Regions from separate parts of the Mus musculus genome. Here all the other regions are linked to region 2. The links are chromatin loops, found by intact Hi-C in ENCODE. Cell type or tissue: heart. All regions are shown on one strand. Region 1 has its middle 40 kb from the start of Gm39267. Region 2 has its middle 53 kb from the start of Gm33471. Region 3 has its middle 18 kb from the start of Gm33471.

What was found. Hi-C counts contacts between places; a loop is a spot of excess contacts. Peaks named below come from ENCODE experiments on the same cell type or tissue, not always from the same donor. Only the 100,000 strongest peaks of a DNase experiment are listed, where the experiment ranks them.
Region 1: it touches region 2 in a loop (2.0-fold over the local background); 3 of 42 quality-filtered maps call a loop at or near these places.
Region 3: it touches region 2 in a loop (1.9-fold over the local background); 2 of 42 quality-filtered maps call a loop at or near these places.

Annotation. Positions count from the first base shown.
Region 1 is chr8:120,824,112-120,832,111 of GRCm38, forward strand. No RefSeq gene overlaps it. Among named protein-coding and RNA genes, the nearest start is that of Gm39267, 40 kb to the right of the region's middle. In heart, CTCF peaks have their summits at 88 (motif pointing left) and 4,383 (motif pointing left); no DNase peak of the experiment used is centred here; H3K4me3 peaks cover 244 bases; H3K27ac peaks cover 1,985 bases; H3K27me3 peaks cover 6,489 bases.
Region 2 is chr8:120,965,733-120,973,732 of GRCm38, forward strand. No RefSeq gene overlaps it. Among named protein-coding and RNA genes, the nearest start is that of Gm33471, 53 kb to the left of the region's middle. In heart, a CTCF peak has its summit at 4,818 (motif pointing right); DNase peaks (open chromatin) are centred at 4,759 and 6,559; H3K4me3 peaks cover 1,324 bases; H3K27ac peaks cover 1,681 bases; H3K27me3 peaks cover 4,844 bases.
Region 3 is chr8:120,894,627-120,902,626 of GRCm38, forward strand. No RefSeq gene overlaps it. Among named protein-coding and RNA genes, the nearest start is that of Gm33471, 18 kb to the right of the region's middle. In heart, a CTCF peak has its summit at 3,581 (motif pointing right); a DNase peak (open chromatin) is centred at 3,615; H3K4me3 peaks cover 890 bases; H3K27ac peaks cover 2,910 bases; H3K27me3 peaks cover 6,711 bases.

The DNA.
Region 1 (8,000 bases), 140 kb before region 2:
AAGAACCAGTGTTTGGTTCCCGGCACCCACTTCAAGCAGTTCACAATCATTAGTAATTTCAATTCCCAGAGATCCAACGCCCTCTTCTGGCCTCTGTGGGTACTACACCCATGTGCGGCATCCACACACATAGAAACATACATATAAAAATAAGTATGTTTTAAAAGTTGTTATTAGAAGTCACACCCACAAATAAAAACTTGGTTATTTCTTTGCAACACGTGACTCATCAATATCAAATCACCTTAAAGGGGGCAGCATGGCCCAGCGAGTAATCTCAAGGAGGTTATTGTTAAATTTTACCTCCATGTATGTCTGAGCACTGCGAGTGTGCCTAGTACACTTGGAGGACAGAAAGGGGCATCAGATCCCCTGATACTGGAATTACAGATGCTCATGGGCCTCTATGAGATGATGTGACTTGAACCCAAGTCCCCTGGAAGAGCAGCCGGTGCTCTAACCACTAAGACACCTCTTCCGCCCTTCAAGATACCTCCAAACACCTGGGGAGGCGGCTGTAGCCTCTGCTCCCTGTGAGGTCTTTCATCTTTAAAGTGTTGTGAAAAAGAAGCTCAGAGAGGCGAGAGGCTGAACAAGAGCAAGTCTCCACTTTGAGCACCCTGCCAGGAAGGAACAGCAAGATGGTCGTGGTTCTAACCTTGCTCAGGAGACCTGGGAAGGGTCACAGAGCACAGGCAGGGAGGACCGTCCTTCCCTTCATTTCCTGCTCAGTAGAGAGGAAGTGGTTACAGCAGCACACAGGCCCGGGCCCAAGCAATGGCTGGGAGGTCAGGGCAGTTAAATTTGGCTCTGCTGACAAACTCGCCTGTAACACTGGGCATGCCCTTTTGTGTTTGAAGGGCAGAGGCTGGGTGAGCTGGTCTCCGTCTCCTTCGAGGGGGGGCAGATGCTGGGTGTCACTATCAGGAGGAGGGTCTCCCTAGATCCCATCCCAAGGGTCAGATTTGGGGGGGCCTGACTCAGCCCATCTCTTCAGTACTTTTGGGGATGCTCTATCCCGGGACTGTCTGCTCCCTGGTTGTATAGACAAGGTTGCAAATGAGTGTGGTGCAGCGCAGCTCCAGTCTGCCCTTGCTAAACGGTCCAGGCTGAACTTGAACTGACTCCATAGGCCAGGCAGGTGTCAAAATTGCAATCTTCCTGCCTCTGCCTCCCAAGGAATTGTGTCTCTAAACTTGGCCTCTTGGTTGTTCATAAAGACCCAGATTTCCCTTTGTTCAGCTGCCACAGTGCCCTTTGTGTGATGACAGATGGTGGGAGAGCTTTCTTTCTAGGGAGCAATTGTGGTGGGGAGAAGGCAGAGCAGACGGAGGGTGTGAACAGAAAGAGGACACCAGCCTTTCTTACCTCTTAGGCTGTGATTGTGTGTGCTATGCAGTGAGAGGCAGGAGGTGTGGGTGGGCTGTTGACATTTGGATGGCTTGGCCATCAGCAGAGGTCAAGAGCTGAGACCTGGGTGTCCCAAGGTGAGGAGGAGGAGGAGGAGGAGAAGGAGAGGGGACGAGTCATCTCCGCAGAGATCTGAGTTCTTGTAGTGGGCCACACACAGACAAGGGGACATACCAGAATGAGAAGGGCAGAGTCCATTCTGAGGTCAGCCTGGTCCCGATCACCAAGGACTCAGATCTATCTGGCCACAAACCTGTTGGGCGACTTTATCTATGGCAGAGGCTGGTATGACTTTGAGCTGCTGATAGACACCAAGGATGTGAGACTTGACAGGGCACAGGTGTCACCAGAGGCCTGGAGGTGGCTGCTGGACGCTAGGCCTATTTGGCTGCTCTGTCTGCTACCTGCATGGTTTCTTCTCCAAGGGAAGAGTTGCAAAGGAGGTTCTCAATTCTTTACTGAATCCTAGGTGAGCTTTAGGAAAATGGCCTGCTCTTGTTATAATGGATATTGCAGGGAAGGGCAAAGAGAAGCAGCCAGGTCATGCCTTGGGACATACACAATTAAAGGGTGGAGTTTTCATAGGAAGACCCACCCGGGACCCATTGCCGGGACATCCTGCATATCCTTGGTGTTCGATGCTTCCCCACATCTGCCTGAGACATCCCCTGCAAACAGCATGTGCTTTGCCTGCCCCAGGTTGTAGCAAAAGAGACTGAGTGCAACTGTGGCCAGGGAACTTCTTCCCCGTGACATGTGGGCACCAGCAGATGAGTGCCCCACACCACCACCTGGGCAGGTACCCTGGGTAGACCTCCCAGCTGCCTGTTTTGAGAGGAACTACTTGGCAGTGCCACCCTCTCCATTCGAGTCCTCCCTTCCTCTGTTACTCTTCAGAGTCCCTGTGCCTGGTTCTGTTCATCATGCTTGGAAACTCATCATGGTGTCCGTGTTGTCTGTAGCCCAGGTAGGCTATCTTAGGGCACCTTGTGGTATAATGCCAACATAGTAGTTGGGATCCTGCATGCCTCCGTGTCCTGGCAGTGGGTGAGCCCTGCCTCATGCTTGGCTTTGTTTGGGGACAACAGGGATGGACTCACTCTCTGCACCACGGTGTGGGTATCATCTGCTCCTGTCTACACAGTCTCCTCCAGATGGAGGTTAACTGTGTTCAGACCAAACTCTCTGAGTACAAAGATAATGGGTCAAGATCAAGTTCAAGCAACTTTGAAATTCTCATCTTGCGGCTCTTGTGTTGGGGCTGTGGGGATGCGGGGGTGGGGGGTGGGGGTGGGGGGTGGGGTGGGGCTGAATAGCCTCCAGGGGTGACCACAATCTTCCTGAAGCCTCTCTCTTTTTGTTTGTTTTGTTTTTCGAGTCAGGGTTTCTCTGTGTAGCCCTGACTGTCCTGGAATTCACTCTGTAGACCAAGCTGGCCTCGAACTCTGAAATCCGCCTGCCTCTGCCTCCTGAGTGCTGGGATTAAAGGTGTGCGCCACCACTGCCAGGCTAACTTATTTTTATATGTAGTAGAAAAACCTCAACGTTAATACAAAGGAAGATAGGGATATCCGTGGTCACGGCCGGCTCTGAGCGCTTGCTTCATCTCTTCAACCCTAATGGTGTTGCTCTTCTGTCCTTAGACAGGTGAAGGCAGAGTGAGCAGGCCCAGCGGTGGAGAAAGTGGGTAGAGCCAGGAGGGCACAGGGCACCCCGGTTGCCAGTGTCTTTTTGGAAGTCAAATCTCACAGATCGCAGAACCCATCTGGAGTGTGTGGGAGACATGCTGGGGTGGGGTTGGGAAGGCAGGCAGGTGTTCAAGGCAGCGAGCATCTTGCCTTTGTGAATCTGAGCCCTGACTCTCTTGGGGGGATTTATTTACCTCCTATTTATTGATGTTTTGAGACAGGGTCTCAGTTTGTAGCCCAGGCTGGCCTAGAACTCTATTTGAGACTCTCTGGCCTCATTCTCTAGAGTGTTGGTTGGCATCACATGTGTATGCGACCATGGCTGGTTACCCAGAGAGCAGCCACATGCTGGCCTCTGGCCTCTGCACCAGGGACATGGCTGGTGTGTGTGTGTGTGTGTGTGTGTGTGTGTGTGTGTGTGTGTGCACCCACTTCTCTGTGTTGGTGTTAGGCACTGTGGCTGAGTGAAGTGGGCCAGGAGAGAAAGATAGCAGGCACATCAGCATACAGGAGTGTCTCTGCTGATGCTTGCATCCTGTGAGGTCCCTTCTGCTTCTGGGGGCTGGAAGCAGGCTCCAGAAGCCTGGGAGTAAGGAGGAGGGGAGGTCTCCAGCACTGCTTTCTCCAGAGAGCCTCCTCCAGCCATCTTAATCCCCAGAGACTGCTGGTGAGGAGAAAGTTGCTCCCCTCCCCCACATAGAAGCCACATTCCTCAGGTCTCCTTCCTGCCTGGCTGCAGAGGCTGCTTTCCAGGGGACACCTGAAGACAAGTGGGCATGTCCCTGTCCCCAACATAACAGCACACTGACAAGGTAACTATAGTCCATGCGCCAGAGCGCAGAGAGCACAAACGTCCATCCGTGGATCACTTCCCGGAATGTGGTGGTGGCCCCATTTAGGGACAGTCCCTTGACCTCCCTGAGCCTCAACGTTGCCATCTGTAGTACAGGGACGATGATACTCAGAGGAGTGTGACCTTGACAGCCCGAATCCTTTCTAACTCTCTCTTAGGTGTTAGCCTTCCCTACCGCCCTCCACCCCTCCCTGGTCTGAGATAAAGCCTTGCTTTTCAGCAACACCTGACTTTAAACTCATGGTAATCCTCCTGCCTCACTCCCCAGCGTGCTGAGATTACCAACAGGAGCCAACCTGGTCAGCTACACCCCAGCGTTAAGCAAGGGCAATGACAAAGCTTCCTTTCCCAGCCAGGTGTGAGGCTGAGATGGCTCGGCTTGCCCTCCCTCCTTGGGGCGCTGGGTGGAAGGAGCTCCCCCTGCCGGTCAGGCAGAGGTACAGCAGACGCTGGAGCATCCTATGGCTCCCCAGGTCTTCAGAAGCAGGAAGACCTGTGCTACTGGGACGGTAGGCTGCATAGCCCACGCGAGCCCTAACTCATGTGGCATCTTCAGCATCTTCCGATTCGTCTCCCCGCTGCCAGAGGGAAACACGATTACGTCTAATTTGTAGGTGGGAAACCCAGGTGAAGTAGGGAAGAACCATGGATCTACAGTTGCGTGGCCCTGAGAGTCTGAGACTCCTGGAAAACAAGATGAGAATCTCATCTTCCCCAATGCAGACGAGCATCCTGGTCAGGAGGCACAAGCTTGTCCCTTGGCTCTTGGAGACTTCAAGCTGCTTTTTTCTCTGTGCTGACATCTTGGGTACTTGCCTGCTATTAAGACATGTCATTAAAAGCCTGATATGTTGGCTATGCCTGCTTCTCAGTACTCACTCAGAAGGCAGGCAGCGGCAGGAGGATTGCTGAAAGTTCAAGGGTAGCCTAGGCTAGGTAGTCAGTTCTAGGTTATAGTGTGAAAGGCCGTCTCACAGAAATAAATAAAATAAACGCAGACAATATAGTCTGAAATTCTGGATTAGTCTGGGTTCTCTAGAGGAACAGAGTCACATACACACACACACACACAGAATCACACACATAGACACACAGACACACATAAACACAGACACACACACAGACACAGACACACACAGACATACAGACACATACGCATAGTCTGAAAGTCTGGATTAGTTGGGGTTTTCTAGAGGAACAGAGTCAGACATACACAACACACACACACACACACACACACACACACACAGAGGCACACACAAACATAGACACACAGATACAGACACACAAAAAACACAGACATACACACAGACACACACAGACATACAGACACACACACACTCAGACACAGACAGACACACACAGAGACCTATGTATATTTAGTTGTTAGTCTACAAAGCTGAACATGTAACTTGGTCTTCAGCATACACCGGAATCCCAGAGAAGCAGGCTTTAATGCCTGTGAAGGAATGCACTTGCCAGCAAGCATGGGGACAAGCAAGCCAAGAGCAAAAGCCTCCTTCTTCCATGTCCTCTGTGTGGGCGTTCACTAGAAGGTGTGGCCCACATCAAAGGGGGTCTTCCCACCTCAAAATACCTGGGTTAAGGATGAGCCTTCCCACATTAAATGACATAATTATGGAACATCCCTCCACAGGTGTGCCCAGTCACTTGGGCTTTAGCTAATTCCAGATGTAGTCAGGTTGACAACCAAGAACAGTCACCACGGCATTCTTGTGTTGTTGCGGCTCTGAAGCCACACACCACCTGGCTCCTGGTTGCCCAGAGGTTGGTGTCTCATACAGAAATTTCACCAGAGAGGCTGACACAGCCTGAGTTCAAAGCTCCTCTTTGGAGAAGCTCGCTGTCCTGGGGGTGGGAAAGCAGGACAGAGGGAAATGAAAGGTAGGCTTCTAGAAACGACTGTCAGAGATAGGTCTGGCGTGTGTGTGTGTGTGTGTGTGTGTGTGTGTGTGTGAGAGAGAGAGAGAGAGGGAGAGGGAGAGGGAGAGGGAGAGGGAGAGGGAGAGGGAGAGGGAGAGGGAGAGGGAGAGGGAGAGGGAGAGGGAGAGGGAGAGGGAGAGGGAGAGGGAGAGGGAGAGGGAGAGAGGCAGGAGCTGATGCAGAGGCCATGGAGGGATGTTACTGGCTTGCTTCCCCTGGCTTGCTCAGCCTGCTTTCTTATAGAACCCAGGACTACCAGCCCAGGGATGGCATCTCCCACAATGGGCTGGGCTCTTCCCTATCAATCACTAATTAAGAAATGCCCTACAGACTTGCCCACAGCCTAATCTTATGGCGTTATTTTCTTAATTGAGGCTCTTTCTTCCCAGATGAACTTAGCTTGTGTCAAGTTGATTTAAAACAAGCCAGCCCAGCATACTAGGTAAGCGCTCCTCAACCGAGCTTCATCCTCTGTTCTGTTTTCTCTCTGTAGCCCAGGCTGGCCCAGAACTCAGTCTACAGCCCAGGTAACCTCACTTGAGTGGCAGGTGTGAGAGGCCTTCATCAGGCCTGGCTTACCGGCCTTCTAAAAAGCCTAAGCTTGGTTCACACAGTCAGGACAATGTCTGAGTGTCACACAGAGGGTCTCAGGTGGGGCAAGAAGCCAGGTCCTTTTGCAGCAGAGGGAAGGGTGAGCCTGTCCCTCTCTGGCTCCTGGCAGCTGTACCCAGCCCTATCCTTCCGTCCGAGTCCACCCCTCCTGCCCTATTGTCTTCTGCCTCCCTGGTACCCAGCGACCTTACCCAGCCACCATGTTCTGGAAAAATATTCTCACATTTTTCTTCCAACACGGGCTCAAACATAAACAGCCCTGGACGGTGGGCATCCGGACTCCGGGTCCCATCGGCTCTATCCGGCACCGTCATTTCCCCAGAGAGGGTGGAGGGTGAGCAGTGAGCTTGAGCCAGGCATTCACGTGTCTGAGGGGTGGTGAGGATAAATGGGCGTCTCTGGAGCCAAGATGGTCCATGTTTATCCTGCTGGCCATGTGACCCTCTGTTCTTACTTCATAACGTGGGCCTCTGAAGCCAGCTCTGTCTTACTTCACAGGAAGTTTACAGCTTGCAGGTGAAGTGTTGGCTGAGCCATCACAGTCACCCCGCTGTCCCTGTCTGCCACTGGAGCAGAGAAACCACTGGTCCCTTGGGCAGCTTTTCCCAGGCTTGGGTTAACCCATGTCTTTTCACACTTAAAGGAGAGCAAGGCAAGCTGAGTCTCCCTGCCCGATGGGTACCAGTCAGTGGGCATCTTCCAAAAGAGCCCCATTGGTGGTGCCTTGGCCCCTTGGCGTTTAAGCCTGACTTGATAGGAACTTGCAGCTTTAGTTGTAGGTTAGTGTCTGCTGTGTGATTGGGGACAATGCCCTGGGACCTAGGCTTACTGACTTCCAAGTAAGGCTAAAAGTTGACTGGCTCAGCAGGGTACAACGGTATATATATACTCAAGGGGCCAGCTGCCAGCTGCTCAGTAGCTAATATAGGAGAGTTGCAGGGCCTCAGGCCTCAGGCCTCAGGGCTAGCCTAGACAACAGAGAGAGCCTCTCAAAGGCAGAATGAAACAGAAGGCTGCAGACTCAGAAAGCGATGTATTTGTGTGTGCATGTGTGCACGTATCCGTTTATGTGCCTATGGATGTGTTTGCATGTGTACATGCAGGTATATGTTTATGTGCCTGTACACACACCTATGTGTGCCAGCGTATGCATATATACATTGCCTTGCACGCATACATGTGTGAATATGTGAATGTGTGCATGTGTGTGGTGTACCCGCTTGTGTATGAACTTGTGCATACATGTGGACATGCGTGTGTGTGTATGTGTGTGTGTGTGTGTGTGGCACAGCTGTGAGTGGAAGTGCACAAAGCCCCAGTGTGAAACTAGGAGTTCTTGCTTTTCACCCCAAAGACAGCCAGCCCTGAAGATCAGTAGGCAAGGTGCTGGAGGCTCCCCCCCCCCCCCCCCGCTACTCACCCGGTGGGTGGGGTGGTCGTCCGCCTCACCATCCATCACTCCTGAGTGTCAGCATGGCCTCAGCGAGAGATAG
Region 2 (8,000 bases):
GGTGGGACGGAGGGATTTCCAGAGACCCTATTTTTATAGCTTTTTCCCTGAAGTGGAATGTAGCTTTCTGTTAGGTCCCCGCCCTCTGCTCTCCGTGGAAAGCATTCCCCCTCAGCCCCTGTTTCCTTCAAGGCTTCCTCGACCCTCCCCTGGCCGGGTGACTGCCGCCAAATCCTACGGGATCCCACATCCCTCCTGTCCATGCCGCTCAGAGAAGCTGCAGGTGTGGAAGAGGACTCTAGCTGTGCTCCACAGGGTCAGTCACTGTACCTCCTCCAGGTCGACAGGGGTCCACAGGGGAGGGCGCATCAATAATGTGTCTTGGGGCCCTGTAAACCTCCCTGGCTCCTGCAGCCACGGTGAGCGAAGTCAGTCTCCATGTCTGGTTATTATCTTGAACTCCCTGCCTATGTCTGAGGACCCACGGGTGCCAAACGCTCCAGAATCATTTCCCTCTCTCAAAGGTTAAGTGATTGGCAGCTGAATTCCATCTCTGTGTGTATACTAAAGTCACCCCAACTTTTTTGGATGACGCCATACATGTCACTGGGAGTCATAGGTCTGTCGGCATAGAAAACCCAAGGCCTCTCTCCACCCTCCCCATGCCCAGCCACCCTGTAGCTCACTGGGCCACATGGCCAGTTAGTGGGTCTCTGATGGCCACAGAGTCCTAAATTTCCCCCTACATCACCATCCCAGGGACCCAAGCTTCTGCATGTGTTTGGGTAGAAGGCCATTCTGACTAGATTCCTTCTATCATCTGAGATTATGGTTGCCCCACAACAGGCTGGGTATGTAGGTTTCCTACAGGGAGTATGTGTTTGAGGGGAGAGACCAGCAGAGAGAGAGCTGGGCAAACAGCATTAGAGAGCCTTACCCTAGCTCCCCACAAGGGTCTGTGCACAAGGTCTCAGGACAGCTAGTGGAGGGAGGACGCCTGAGCTGGGCCTGCCTTCTTCCCCAGGGGTGTGTTTGTCTAAGCAGTTTGGCAGGAGGCTGCCTTGCTGGGTTTCCACTGTGTGCCAAGGGGCTGTGGCTAGGAAAGGAATCCAGCCCTTGCATTCATGCAAGAAACTCCCCCAAAGGTCACTGTTGCCGTTAGTGAGAGTACTGACAACCATGCTCAGACTCTGCATAGGGTGGCTATTGTTTCCTCGTTTGGAGACACTTTTGTGTGTCTGGGGCTGGCCTCAAACTCCTGGTCCTTCTGCCTCCACTTCCCAAGTGCTAAAGTGACAAGTGTGTGTTACCCCTCACCTATACCCACATTCTCTCTAGATGCTCACCTCTTTATGGGACCACAGGCTCTGAGGGTTGAAACATTGTTTGAAGTCAAATGGCTACAAAGTTATCATTCACACTGAACCAGGACATGATCAGATTACACAACACACGTGGTGTCCCTTGGAAAACTGATCAGAGCCTGGTGGACACTTAGCCCAGCATCCAGGGTATCCACATGTTTCTGGGCCTGTGCCCTGACAGAGGTACTCATCCCCCTGGCCAAAATATTACTGCTGGTCTAAACCCGCCAGGCAGGGGCTAAAGGAAGCTTCTGCCAGATGTTGGGGTACAGCATCTGGAAACAGGCAGAGATATGGGAAAAAGCAAAGGGGTCTTGGAGGTAACAGGAAGGGCATGGCCATCTCCCTGAAAGGAAACTGAAAGCCAAGCGTCCTATCTTCTCTCAGGGGGACAGTACCCAGGGCTTGCAAGAACACCCATAAGCCACAGAGCTCGCAGGATCCCTGAGAAAGACACTTGGCTGGCTTGGCTGCGGCGAGGTGGGTGGAGGTGGGAATCTCTAACTTCCCATAGTCACTGAAAGAAGCTCAGTAGGGGCTGCGACTCTTTCTGCCACAATGGGAATGAAACACAAACCCTACCCTGTACACCGCCCAGGAAGGGGCTTCAATTGGTCATCCTTGAAAAGTTTATGTTTGTGTGTGTGTGTGTGTGTGTGTGTGTGTGTATGATCTATTGAGACAGGAGTCCATGTAGTCCAGGGTGATTTGGAACTCACTAGGCTGACCTTGAACCTCTGTCCTGCTTCCATCTCCCAAGTACTAAGATGATGGGCACACAACACCATTATCTGTTATTTTTATATAAGTTTATGTTATTTTATATGTTGGATAAAATCATTACACGACATAAGATCTCGCTATTAAAATAATAATAGAAATGAGCATACTTATGGGTATCTTCAAGTGAAATATTTAAATATGCTTTAAATATATTTAAATATGTTTAAATATTTAAACTAATTTTTCTTACTCTGCTGCCTGATGCTCTTACGAGATGAGATGATTTTTAAAGAACACAAGTTTGTTCCTTAGGGCTCCAGGAGCCTGAAGGTCCACATCCAGGTTTGGGCAGATGTTGAGAACCTTTTTGCTACCTTCTGGCCTCTTCTGCAGCTGTCTTTTTCCTTTACTCTGGCCTCTCCTTGTCCCCGAAGGCTCCACTGCTCTGTACACAGTCACAGAGCCATCCTACCTGTTCAGAAAGGCGGAGACTCAGAGACCCCTGTCATGGCCATGTCCACCTTCAGGTGCTATGTCCAAGTCACCGGCTCAGAGAGGCTACCACCATCCAGCTAAGGCAGAGCAACACACCAGCCCCACAAACTTTCTCCTGGGCATGGGGCAGGCTGGCCTTTCTGTCTGTGTTGTCTGTCTAGTCACTGTATAGTGTGTGAGACACGAGCTATTTGCTGAATGACTAAGTGAACTCCCAGCGTGAGCCTCCACCCTGCCATCCCTCACACTCTGGGCTGGCGGTGGTGGTTTCCGATGGACATGAATAGACGCTCTCCTGGGGAATGTCCTTTCCTGTCATGTTTCCGACTCTGATGTCCCCAAGACAAAGGTTTATCCCTTCCAATGTGCAGGACCTTGGGGACCACAGCAAGCATCCCCTAGACCTGAGGTTTAAAAACACTCTCAGCTTCCCATAAGCCTCTGGTCTGAGCAAAGCCTCTACACATCTCTGGCTGGCTCTCCCTTCTCCTCTCTCACCTCCCCTGTGTGCTTCCTCCTCCTGTGGGCTCAGCTGCTCCAGACTGCAGGGTACCCTGGTGTTAGAAGCTCCAAGCTTTGTGAATGGTCTGGCCCTGTTGGGGCAACCCCAGGCTTTGGGGAGCTTCCCCTCAAATCAGGAGGGGTAAGGCAGCACCTGGCAGGCGGGAAGTGCATTTCTTTCTCTTCCTACTGAATCCCCACAACTCTGGCTGTCCCTGCTGCGATGGCCACATGGCATCGCTCTTCTCTCCCAGGTTCCAGAGACTCTGGAGCTGTTTCTCTTGACAGTGCAGTCCTGGAGGCCCTGGAACCTAGGGGTCTCTCTGTGAGTGAATGCCAGCCTGCCAGCAAGCCTAGGAGAGCACAGGGTCAGAAGTGAGGGGACACTGGACACTGTTCCCCTCCTCACGAGGAGCAGCTCAGTGCCAGGAAACTTCTCTCTGGCAGCCACAATGGAAGTCACAATGTACTGCCACCTCAGGATGGTGCCTGGAATGGGACTCACCTGTCTACCCCTCGGCCCTCCCACTCATCTCTCCATTCATTCATGCATGCATGCATGCATGCATACACACATACTTTCCCTTATCACTCCACTCATGTATCACCAACCCACTCACCCACCTACCCACCTCTGAGCCTAGCACCTCTGAAGACAGCCCGGAAAGAGCATAGGCCCTGAGCTTCTTCACCTGGCCAAGCATAGCTGCAGACACTGAATGCCACGTGGGTATCTCTTTCCTCTCTGGCCTCCTGGGAAAGTGGCACTCCTACGTATACAGCAAGTGCCGTTTCCAGCATGCCCCCTTGTTAGGCTGCTGCTGGATGCTCTCTCTAGTCTGGGGCTTTCTGGATGGGGAGGAGATGAGAGTGTGTTCATTCACGACCTGCCCAGTGAGGAAAATTCCTGGAACCAACAGGCAGGAAGGTACCCAGACTGATAGAGGTATAGCACTGTGGGGAGGAGGTGAAGCGGGAAGGAAACTGGTCGGTTTAGCGGGGAGTGGGGCAGGGACTTACTCTTTCTCAATCATGGGTAGGCATTACACATAGGAAAGTAAAACAGACTGGACGATGCCAAACCCTGACCTTCCTTCAGTGATACAGGGCTCACAGATGCCACCCCAGCCCCCCATTGACTCAATCCCTGCAGTCCTGGCCCCATATTGGCAGCCTCTGCTTTAGCTGCAAACTTGAGGTCCTTCTGCCACAGGACCTTTGCACATGCTGCACCCAATGTGACTAAACTTCCCCAGTTGTCTCTCACTCTTCTTTTCTCCTTGTGTCATTCTCTGATCTCTTCCCACCCTTCATGGGGTAAAGTGTGATTCCTGGACAAGCTGGCAGATCTAGGTCACCTCACACCAGGAACACCTCACACCAGGAACACCTCCTCCCTCTGCACTCTGGGTATGACACACAAGAACTGCCCTAAGGCTCCCCCCTCCCCACCAGGCCCTCCCCACTTGCCATGTGTGAACAAACCCCTGTGCTGCCAAGAACCTCTGAGCAGGGGCAAGGTTGGGGGACTTGGGCAGTGGAGACTTCAAGCTCTTTCTCCAAGAAGCCGCTTCCTGGGGTCCTGCCCCAGGCACAGGCTTCTCGGTCATAATACTAGATGAGATGCCTCCGGGACACAGATGAGACAGAGAGAGCTGGTGCACAGGGCCGTAAACCGCAGGGTCAGCTGCTCCTGACTCTGGGGTGGATGGTACACCCTGACCAGCCCCAGACCTCAGCAGGAAGTTCCTTCCCTTCAGGCCCACAGCTGCAGCCACAGGCATGCACATCTCACCACCAGGGGGCGCAGAGGAGCCCCCATCTCTGCATAAGGTGAGCTCCAGGTAGGTCAGCAAACCCTTGGGTTTCATCTGAGACACAAGAAAACCTTGTGTTTTGCAGACCCAGAGAGCCCCTCAGGACCAGCCTGGGAAGGTCATGTGTGTTTAAAAATCCCTTGGTTGGTTCTGGCAGGAAGGAGTCCTCAGACCTCTGGGAATCTTGGAACCACAGGATCCCGAGATTTAACATAGAAACTATGGAAAGAAATCCCACACCACCACCACTCAGAGAGGTGAGAGCTGGCCAGATAGCTCAGTGGTTAAGAGCATGCGCTACTCTTTGCAGAGGACCAGGTTTCAGTTCCCAGCACACACAGTGAGGCAGCACACAGCCACCAGTAACTCCAGCTTCAAGGCACCTGACACCCTCTTCTGGCCTCCACACAAATATACACATGTACACACACACACACACACACTACACATACACCACACACCCTCACACACACACCACACAACTCAAAAAGAAAACTAAGAACGGAGGGGGAAGAAAGCAGCAGCACCCCTGGCTCTTGTGGCATGCACTCCTCTATGGCCAGGGCTCAAGAACAGAAGGATGGCTGGGCTTGCCTGTCACCACAACACTGAGAGAGATAATGAGGGCAGAGATGGGCAGGTGCCAGTGTACTTTCTCTGTGAATACCAAGAGCACCATTTTTACTAAAGAGTTTCTTGAGGCAGACTATGGTCTCATGTAGCCCAGGCTGGCCTTGAATGCCTGTTCATCCAAGAATGGCTTTGAACTTCTAATCTTCCTGGTTCTGCATGTTGAGTGCTGGTGTTTCCTAGGTGTGGCACCACACCCAGTTTATATGATAATAGTGTGAACCTTGGGGCTTCCTGCACTCTGAGCAAGAACTCTGCCAACTGAGCTACATCCCTAGCCCAGGGGGAAAGTTAATTTAATATTAATAAATACAGGTAGCCCCACATAGCAGGGAAGTGGTGTGAACTGGGGCACACCACTTCTGCTAAAAAGATAAGTGATTGACAACTGATAGACATTGCTGGGGATACTAGATTCAATTAGGAACCTGTCAGTATGTAGCAGGGGCTAGCCTTGGCAAACTGCCAGTTTAAAGACTCATCTTCACATGTGGTGGTGTGTTCGGGAGGGGCAGAGAGATGACTTGAGGAGGATTGTGTCCTCCGCTGACAGTCTGTAGTTGAAACTGCTTCAAATAGTTGATTGACAAAGGGAGACAAAGGGAGCAGCTAACCCCACCCCATCCCCCCATTTTACAGACAGGAATGCTGAATCTCGGGGACTGGAGCTGAGAGAGGTGAAGTGAGTCACGCAAGGTCACACAGCTCTTCTGTGGCAGAGCTGAGGCTGGATTCATGTTCACGAGTGTTTCCTGTGTGTGACGCACCCAGCCCCCACAGTGAGCCTGGGAAGAAAGGTTCTGGCTGGGCTCGTGGGCAGTTCTGAGAGGGGCGGCCCGAGATGACCCTCCCGAGGAGGACCGAGAGGACACTTGTTCCAGATTTGCTCAACCAGAAAGCTAACGTGCACACACAGCTGGTGGCCTCTGCGTCCTGGCCAAGTTCATCCTGACATAAGACAACTCACAAGCGTGCTCCGTGGGGACCGACTGTTACCACGGTGCCATTCAGCACGGTTTACGATTTTCCTGGAGCCTCTCGGCCGCCGCCGATGCCAGAGCGCGAGCCAGAAAAAGAACATTCCTGGGTGACGCAAATGCAGCCGGGGCCGCTACAGGGGCATGCCCTTTTCCTGCCCCGGGAAGGGTGGGGTGCGGGGACCAGAGCCATCCGCCATCCAAATACAGAAAGAGATGAGTGGACCTGGTGTCTCAGCGTCCAATGCCCCGGGAGGTTCCAAAGCCCCCAAGTACCGGTGACTTCATCCACTCCATGGCCATTCCGGAGAGGACGCAGGCGCAGTCTCAGGAGTGAGACCCCCCTCGGGGCACAGGACGGCCAGGACACTCGCTGCCTTATTTTATTTCCAGATAAAGTTATTTTTGTGGAGCTGGGCCTGCCAGCGAAGGAGGAGATAAGATCGGGCTGCCTTACTCTGCCAGATGGCTGCGGGGATGCAAGCAGCGGGGCTGAGGGGACAGGGCAGCCCTGAATCCAGGCAGCGATGTGGTCCTGGTCAGAGGGAAAGCCCAGAGAACCAGGAGACCCAGAGCGAGGGAACTGTGTGTCCCTAGCTGCCAGCCCCACCCCCCCACCCCCCCCCCGGATTTGGCCACAGAAGCCACGCGACTTTAAAATCATCGAAACAGAAAAGCAAGACTGTCTCCCTCAGCTTTTCACGGGGTGGGGTGGGGGGAGGGGGTCTTGTTGTTGTTTGTTTGTTTTATTTGGAGGGACTTGTGGATAAGAGCACGAACATGACCTGGCGCATGTATGCAGGTCAGAGGACAATCATAGAGTCCATTTTCTCCTTTTACCATGGCCTCAGGAATTGAACAGGTCCAGTGGTCAGGCTTGGGGACAAGCGGAGCCCACTTGCTGGCAAAGATGTCCCCACCAAAGGCAAGGTCCTGTCCTCTCACTCAGCGCAGAGGTGGATCTGGGAGCCTGTGCCCAGCAAGCTGTTGGTTCAGTTTGGTCCCTGGAACCCACATACAAGTGGAAGGAGAGGATTAACCCCGCCCCCAAAGCTGTCCTCCGCCCTCCGTGTGAGCACTGAGCTGTGGCGTATTGTATTTGACATAATAATCAATACATTAAAGAATAAGGCTGGTGCCCCCTCCCTCTCTCCCTGGCCTCTTCCTCCTTGCTCTGCCTCCTGTGTGAGGAAGACAAGCACTTAAGAGATGCTGAGGTCATGAAACACAAACGTGTTCACACCCACCAGCCCCTCCCTCTGTCAACTCAGTCTCCATCCCTGAGCTGGATCGCCCCATTTCACCCTGCTTTACCTTGAGGGTGGCTTTGGAATTTCTTTTCTGTTTCCTTAGGGGTAGTAGGGACACACCAACACATGCATCTTATCCTAAGCCAGGGCTCTTTCATGGTGTTGCGTGGGGGCTTTCTACTCCCCTCTCCTCCCAGTCTGTGTGGAGCACCACTCCCTGCTCCCAGCCAGTGGAGAGCACCACTCCCTCCTCCCAGCCTCTGGGGAGCACCACTCCCTCCTCCCAGCCTGTGGAGAACACCA
Region 3 (8,000 bases), 71 kb before region 2:
GGGCTGCCCCACCCGCATCCCAGGCTGTCCAGGAGGGAGTGGCTGTGGCCACCTCATGGGGACAGGCAGGCTGTGTATACAACCTTTCAAGGGCTAAATAAACGGTGTAATTTACCGAGAAAAGGCCTTTCAGGGCCACCTCTGGCTCTGAGGTCTCAGGACTTATGGGACAAAGCAAGCATCCATCTTCCTGTGTGACATGTTCCTGTCAACAGTCACCCTAATGGGGACGGAGCTGGCCAGAGCAGAATGGTAGCCCCTCCCTGGGTCCTGCACTTTTTGGGCAATAGAGAGAGAGGGGCCAGGGTTAGGGGCTGAAAGGCAGAGAGGGCTTCAGGGTGGAGTTTCAGAAAAATCAGGGCCAAAGGAAAGGGTACCAGGAAGACTAAGGTTGGGAAGAGCCTGTGAACAGTAAGGGACGCTGTCCCCCTCCCCATCTGTCCTGCTAGCTCCCTGGGGCTTATGGGATCAGAGCCAGATGGCCCCTGGAGTCCAGGCTCCTGGATGGCTCCAGAGCTGTCACACTTCAAAGCTTGGCAGCCTGGGCTGGAATGCAGGGAGCCTGGGTGGGGAGTCCAGGCAGATGGCTCTGAGGACAACGACCACAGGACTCTCCTGACCCAGCCAGAGGTCTGGTCCTGGCTGCCTGGTTCCCAGAGAGCTGCAGCCATGGGCGCTGCCTGTCTAGCTCCTAGCAGGCAATTTCAGTGACAGTGTGTCAGCTTACCAGGCTGCTGTGAGATCAAAGGGGACAAGGAGGCCAGTGCCCCAGCCCCGCAGGAGGTGTGAGCTATTGTATGGACTTGGCGGGGCTGCCCCTTAAGGGCATACATCAAGACGTACATGTGTCGTTTTAAACCATGTTCTCAGAAAAGGACATAGAAAGAGCAGAATGGGCCAGTGAGATGGCTCAGCAGGTAAAGGTGCTTGCTGCCAGACTCTGAGGGATCTGAGTTCTATCCCCAGTACCCACGTGGTGGAAGGAGAGAAACGATTCCCTGTTAGCTGTCCTGTCCCTCCTGCAAGTACACCACATATCCAGCAATCAATCACTCAATCGACGTGAAACAAGTTTAAGGCTCTTCCAGTTCCTGCTGCTCAAAGGAAGCCCTGGCTGCGCCAGCACGAAGCCAGGATGCAAATGAACTCAGAGCCTGCTCTTCTCAGGTCACGTCCGCTTCCGGGCACGACGCAGGGGCTCTGCATATAGTGGTGCATGGTCTCCGGAAGGTGGACAGGGAGGCATCTGTGAGGAGGCAGAGGGATTGCAACCAACCTAAGCAACTGTGTCTCCTGCTCAGGCAGCAAGCCAAGGACGCCACAGCGTCCCAGGATGGTTAAAAAGCCACTTTGTAGACAGCTGTTATCAAAGCTGCAGAAAGGTAGTTTCTCTGTCAGAAACGGCCCCACGCACTGTCCCAGTCACTGCACGTGGAGGGATTGACAAGACAGCTGCGTCCTCACTGTGGCTCTGACCTCCCTCTCTCCTCTGTGGGCTTCCTTAGAGGATCTCGCGAAGAAAAACCCTACAATGGAAACCCCATCCACCACGATTTCGGGGAGGAAGAGGAAGATGGAGAAAGATGGAGAGAGAGGGAGGGTCATCGTATTAATATGCCAAACACCTCATAAATATTTATGAAGATCCACAGGCAGGACCCCCTGGCTGCTTCCGCCCTCTGGTCAGCCTGCTCCAGTCTCTGCTTTGCTGCCTAAGCTTCTGCTTAAGGCGCCCACGTCTTCCTGACTCTCCATTGAATCCTTCCCTTCACGAAGACAGTGATGAGCGCAGTATTATCCAGTGATGGAGCAGGGAGTGGACAGGCCTGTGGTGCGCAGGCGCGTTGATGGTATTCAACTGTCAGTCCTCCCAGCGGCTCTCCCTAGTTTACAGATGCAAACCCAAGGCTCGGGGCAGGTGAAGGTGACACAAGATGGCGAGGCTGGTTCCTTTTTTGTTTTTTTGTTTTCTTCGAGACAGGGTTTCTCTGTGTAGCCCTGGCTGTCCTGTAACTCACTCTGTAGACCAGGCTGGCCTAGAACTCTGAAATCTGCCTGCCTCTGCCTCCCAAGTGCTGGGATTAAAGGAGTGAGCCACCACTGCAGGGCTCCCAGGCTGGTTCCTCACGTGCTCACGAGTCACTCGGATTTCACCGTCCAGGTGTCAGTAGACTGTGTCATTAGGGGTCTGGGAAACAGCCGGGGTGGGAAGCTGAGACTCAATCCCTCGCCCCTGGATATGAGGACCCCTGCCAGCTGCATCGGGTTCCCTGGGAGGCCCAGACCTGCACAGCTAGTCTGCGGTGGAGCGGGTGCACCAGAGGCTTGTCTGTGCACCCCGCACAGCTGAGCCTGGACGGAGAAATCCCACCAGGTTGGCAGCTAGCTCAAAGGGAGGAGGTCAAGAGCCTGTGCCTTTGGTCAAAGAGCCCTGACACCAGTGTGTGGAGAGAGGGCGCAGGAAGTTCACATCCACCATTGTATCCAAGACACCTACCTGCCTCACCCCGCTCCCATACGGATGTTCACTGTGGGATTCTGGCTTTCTTTGGAATGGACTAGTCTGCATTCTGAGACCTTGGGGTGCTACTTGCTGACTGTGTTATCTTGGACTCGTCCCTTGATTTCTGGGTAGCCTCAGTTTCCTCATCTGTGAAGCGGGCTAATGGCACCTGTGTTATACTTTCTTGTTGCTGTGACCAAAGCCCGACAAAAACATTTAAGGAAGGAAGGGTTTAATTGGCTTGCAGGTCAAGGGTACAGTCCATCATGATGCTGTGGGCATGGTGTCAGGAGCATAAGGTGGCTAGTCACGTGGCATTCACAGTCAGGAAGCAGAGAGATGATCGCTGGCGCTCAGCTCACTTCCTCCTTTTTTTTTTTTTTTTTATTCAGTCCAGCATCCCAGCCTAGGGAATGGTGCCACCCACAGTGGGAGTGACTGTTGCTCACTCAGTTAAATCTCCCTGGAAATGCCCTCCCTTAGATCCCATCAGGACCTGAGCCCAGTGGGGTGGAGTCCTGTTGGTCGGTCTTCCTTTCATGTATCTATGGCTGTGAGAAGGAACTGAGGGATGTGATGTGCCCATCACTTTCCATGATGGCCTCAAACCCGAGTTTTACATGATAGTACTTAATTAACCTTGAGACAGCACACAAACAGCCCCCAACATCTGCGGGTTTTTTTTTAACCACTTATGACATGTGTAGACTTCTGTACCAACAACAGTCACAATCAAAACAGCCCGTCACCACAGCAACAAACCTCAGTCCCATGCTACATCGTCCTGCCTTGCTGAAACATTTGTTAATTTTTCTAGTATACAAAAGAGTTAATTTGTTATAACATTTCTATACATGGATGCCAGTCACCCCAACCCTCTCTTACTCTTTCTTCTCCCCAAGTCTCCTTACCCTACAATATCTATCTGTCTGTCTGTCTGTCTGTGCATCTGACCATCCATCCATTCGTCCACCCACCCATCCATCTTAAACAATACATGAGAGGAATTAAGCATTATTTGCTGATCTTGCAAGACTGTCTACTTGTTCTGCTGTGCGTGACCTGGGTGCAGTACTCAAGACAACCAGAAGAGGGCACCAGACCCTCCCATCCTCGGAGCTGGAGTTACTGGCTGCTGTAAGCCACCCTGGGGATAGTGGGAACAGCAGAGGTGGCAATGTCCTTAACCACTGAGCCATCTCTCCAGGCTCAGGTGTTGGCCTTTCTTTCCCTCCCCTGCCTCTCTCCTCTCCTCGAATGGCCCTCCTAATCCCATGTCCTGCACATTCAGATCTAGATTTTGTGTGTGAGAAAAAAAAATCATGTCTCCTTCCTGAGTCTGCTCACTCTGCTTAGCATGAGGATTTCCAGGGATGTCCATTTCCTATGCAGCCTGTAACTCCCACGGCTGAGCCAACTCTCTGGGCCCATCTGGGGGACAGATTTCATCAACACCTTATTACTGAAACTCCATGCCATGTCTGGGCATGGCAGAAGCTGGGCACACACAACACACGGGCTGCCTGAACGCTGGGTATAATTCACCCCATCTGAGCAGGAGGGGAGGCCACTGGCTCAGGGTCACCCAGCCCCTGCCAGGACAAGCTGCTGGAGGAGGCATGCTCCTTTCAGTGGCGAGGCTCCATCCTGGATGCTTTCTGACCTCAGCCTGCTTTCTGTGGTTCAGAATTTAGAATCTAAATGTAGGTATTTCTGTTGTCCCCGTGATACTCTGGGTCATCTTAAGGTCTTTCTCCATCAATCTGCTGCAGTCTGAGCCTCCCCAGAAACAGGATTCTGTGGGGCAGCCACAGCTGTGCAGCTGTGAGACTCTGGCCACATCCACAAGGCTGATAAAAGTGAGAGCCAGGGCTCAGTGGAGCCTGGAGCCTGGGATGCCCGATAACCAATCCTGCTTTGATGTCCTCCAAGTTCAGAACTGGCCAGCCTCCTGGGCCGACGTTACGCGCTTGTTTATTTTTGTCCCGTGTAGGCTTTTTTGATTTCCTCTTCCCAAGCGGGACAGCCATTATTACTGCTGTCATTACCCCATTGGAAATGTTGCTAAACTCATGTCCCGCTCCATCCGATCCCCCTCCAGAGGGCCCAAGGAGGACCACCCACGGCGGTGGGCAGGCCAGCTCTGCATATCACGTTAGCCTGGGGAAGTTAGTAATTTCAACACACATACACACAACACGCGCCCACACACTCTCAGTACACACGTGCGCAGCACCCCCCCCCCAATAACTCAGACTGGTTCTTTGTAGCTTTGCCAACTGTCACCCCTCACAAGGCAGGCTGAGGATTTGCCTCAATGTCCCAAGAGCCTGATGGCTTCCAAGGAAGGCAGCTCGTGGGCAGGTTTCACTGGAAGGTTTACAACCCTTTGCTGCAAATGTGTTAAGTCAGAGAAGATGCAGCTGAGCTGCTGCCTCTGTAAATACCCGCAAATGACACAGTAGGCACAGCGATGGGGTCGGGAAACTGCCAGCCTGGTTGCCACTCCGTGATCTTCCCGTGCCCAGGAAGTGCCAGGAGCCCCCACTAATCACAGGGTCCTGGCGCAATCTATACAGAGGTTATACATTGTGTGTCTTTAGTGTTTACTCTCTGCTAGATACTGTGAGTAAAAATCCAGATGCACACATGCACATGCACATACACACACACACATGCATACACATAAATATGAGAATATACAAACATGCACACACATAAATATGAGAACACTTGTACAAACACACATACACACATAAATATGAGAACATTTGCACACATGCATGCATGTACACACATATGAGAACATTCACACACACATATGCACTTGAGCGTGTACATGCGTATGTGTGCACACACATGGGAATACACACACTTAGGCACATTCTGCCTGGCATCTGCCTGTCCACCTTTAGCATCTTCCCTTTCTAGGACTTTGGGGACATATTCCAATAGCAGCTGAGGCTAATAAGATCCAAACAGCTTTTTTTACCCAGCATCCTCCCTCTCTCCTTCTGGTCTCTTTCTCGAATACATCCCTGTAAGATTTTAGTGGCTGCTGTCTTCCAGTTCACCCTCACTGAGAACCCTAGAGAGTTCTCCCGTGAATCTAGCTTAACATTCACAGTCACGCGGAAGAAATTCTGAATACGATGGACCCCCACCCCCCTTTTTCCGAGGGTTCAACCGGTGGTGGTGTACTTTCCCTTAGAGGCCCGCGAGGTTATCACTCAGCACAGATTGGGCTCCAATATTGAGAGTTTAGTGGGGGATGGGCTGAGAGAGTTGTGGGATGCGGAAAGCAATGCAGCCAGGAGAAGGAAAAAGCTGGGGCCACAGGATTTGGGTGAGGAAACCCGAACCATGCCACCAAGATGCTGCAGATCGAGGACCTCTGAGTCCCCCGAGATGAGTGAGCACGGGTGCGCCGCCCACTGGACGAAGCACCTCATAGCTCTCTCCGAACCTCACTGTTGTCATCTGTAAAATGGCTAACACCATCACCGCCCTGCCGAGGACATGTACACTGACCTATAGATTATGGAGGTGTTTTCCGAGTCAATGTGCGTTAAGCGTTTAGGAGAGCAGCTGACGAGTGGCAAGCTCTAAGCGATCCTCAGTCCGCCTCATCATCACTGCAGTGCGCATGCTCGGGCTGCAGCCAATGGAGGGAGTCTGAGAAGCTGGGGACGTCGCTGCTGTGAAGGATCTGTTGCGAGGCTGTGGCGTCTGGTGAGTGGACAGAGTAGCTTTTGAGCATGTATCAAGGATCTGCATTCTCCATTTTGGAATATTTTCAGTGAAAATTCGTAACCATGCAGAAAGTTTAAAGAGTTGCACAGGGCGGCTTAGGGGCTTGCTGCTAAGTCTGAGGTCCTGAGTTCAAAACCAGGATCCAATCTCATCTTCCAATTTCCCTGTAAACTCCACTCCACATGGGTGCCATGGCACAACCTTGTAACTAACTAACTAACTAACTAACTAACTAACTAATTAACTAACTAATCAACTCACTCACAGACTCACTAACTAGCTAAAATTAAAAGATCTGTGTAGCCGCTCTCAGGTACCTATCATTCATTACCTACCTGACCCTCATCCTCCCTTCTGCCCATCATTAGCCGTAATTCTGGGCGCACTCTCCCGAGTGAGCAGCAGAAACCAGAACCCCCAGCCTGCCTGTGTGTGGCATTTGCTAGAGTCCACAGCTGATTTATAGGGTTTCTATTTTTAGATAAAGTATACATGGGGCCAAACTGGGTGTGCAGTGGCACATGACTGTAATATCAGCATTTGGGGAGCTGAGGCAGGAGAACCCACCCAAACTCAAGGCTAGCCTGGACTACACAGCAAGTACCAAGCCAGCCAGGAGGACTTCATGGTGAGACCCTGTGCTGGAGATGACAACCGTCAAATGTCTGTGGGGTTGGGTCTGAAGTATTGGGTGGTTTTGACAACACGTTGCCTGTTTTATTCTTTTAGATTATCTGTGTGTGTGTGTTGCTGTTGTTGTAATGTCTGTGTGCATGTGCGCAGGAAGGTCAGAGGTCAAATGCACATGTCATCCTCTGGAGTCTACCATCCTTTTTAAAGACAGGCATCTCCCTAGTCTGGAGACGAGTCGTCTCCCTCCACCTCGCCGTTCCTGCATTACAAGTACATCTCACCATGTTGTCACCATGCCAGGCTTTTTGTGTAGGCTCTGGGGATGGAATTCAGGTCCTTGAGGCAAGCCCTTTACCCACTAAGCCATCTCTCTGGCCATCATTATCTACAATAACTGTGACTGATCAGCTTACACACCATGGGTCCTTCCCTCCGTGGGGCTAGGAGAGAGGGCGAGGGATGGAGACCAGAACCGCTAGAGGATAGATGCCTGGTAAAAGCATCATGACAGCTTGTTAGGGGCAGGGTATGTGTGTGATACTGACCTTGACGGCTCAGGTTGCGGCTGTTTCTATTGCCAGATAGCTGTCTCCTAGAGCCTCAGCATAGGTTACCAGGCTGGGAGCACACTGTCTGACCTCAGAGCTCTTGGCCTGTCTGAAGAGCACTGAATCCAAGCTATGTCCTCTTGGAGTTACCCAGCAGTTTGTGGGGCTTAGGTTCTACATCCTGGCTATATGCTGCTTCCTGCTTCCTGCGATGGGGAGAATTTGGGAAGCTTCCACGGAGCATGTCCCCACTGAACCTGGCCTCTTGAGGGTGCCTATTCAAAGTTGTCTCTGCTTTTACTTGTTTTAAGATTTGGAAAGAGCTGCCACAGGACACAAAGCCAAGAGGTTTCCCTCCTCTCCCCATGGCATCTCTGCCCTTCCCGGTCCCTGCAGAAATCCAGGGTGATGAATCGGCTTGCAGGCCTGGTGCACACAGTCATTCTTCAGTTACAGCGTGATTGCAGCGCCTGCTCAGTCCGGGGCTAAGAAATCGAAAGACATTCTTGAGCCTTCTCCAGGTCCTGAATCTGACACCACTGTTCCTTCCTGGGCTTTGGCAG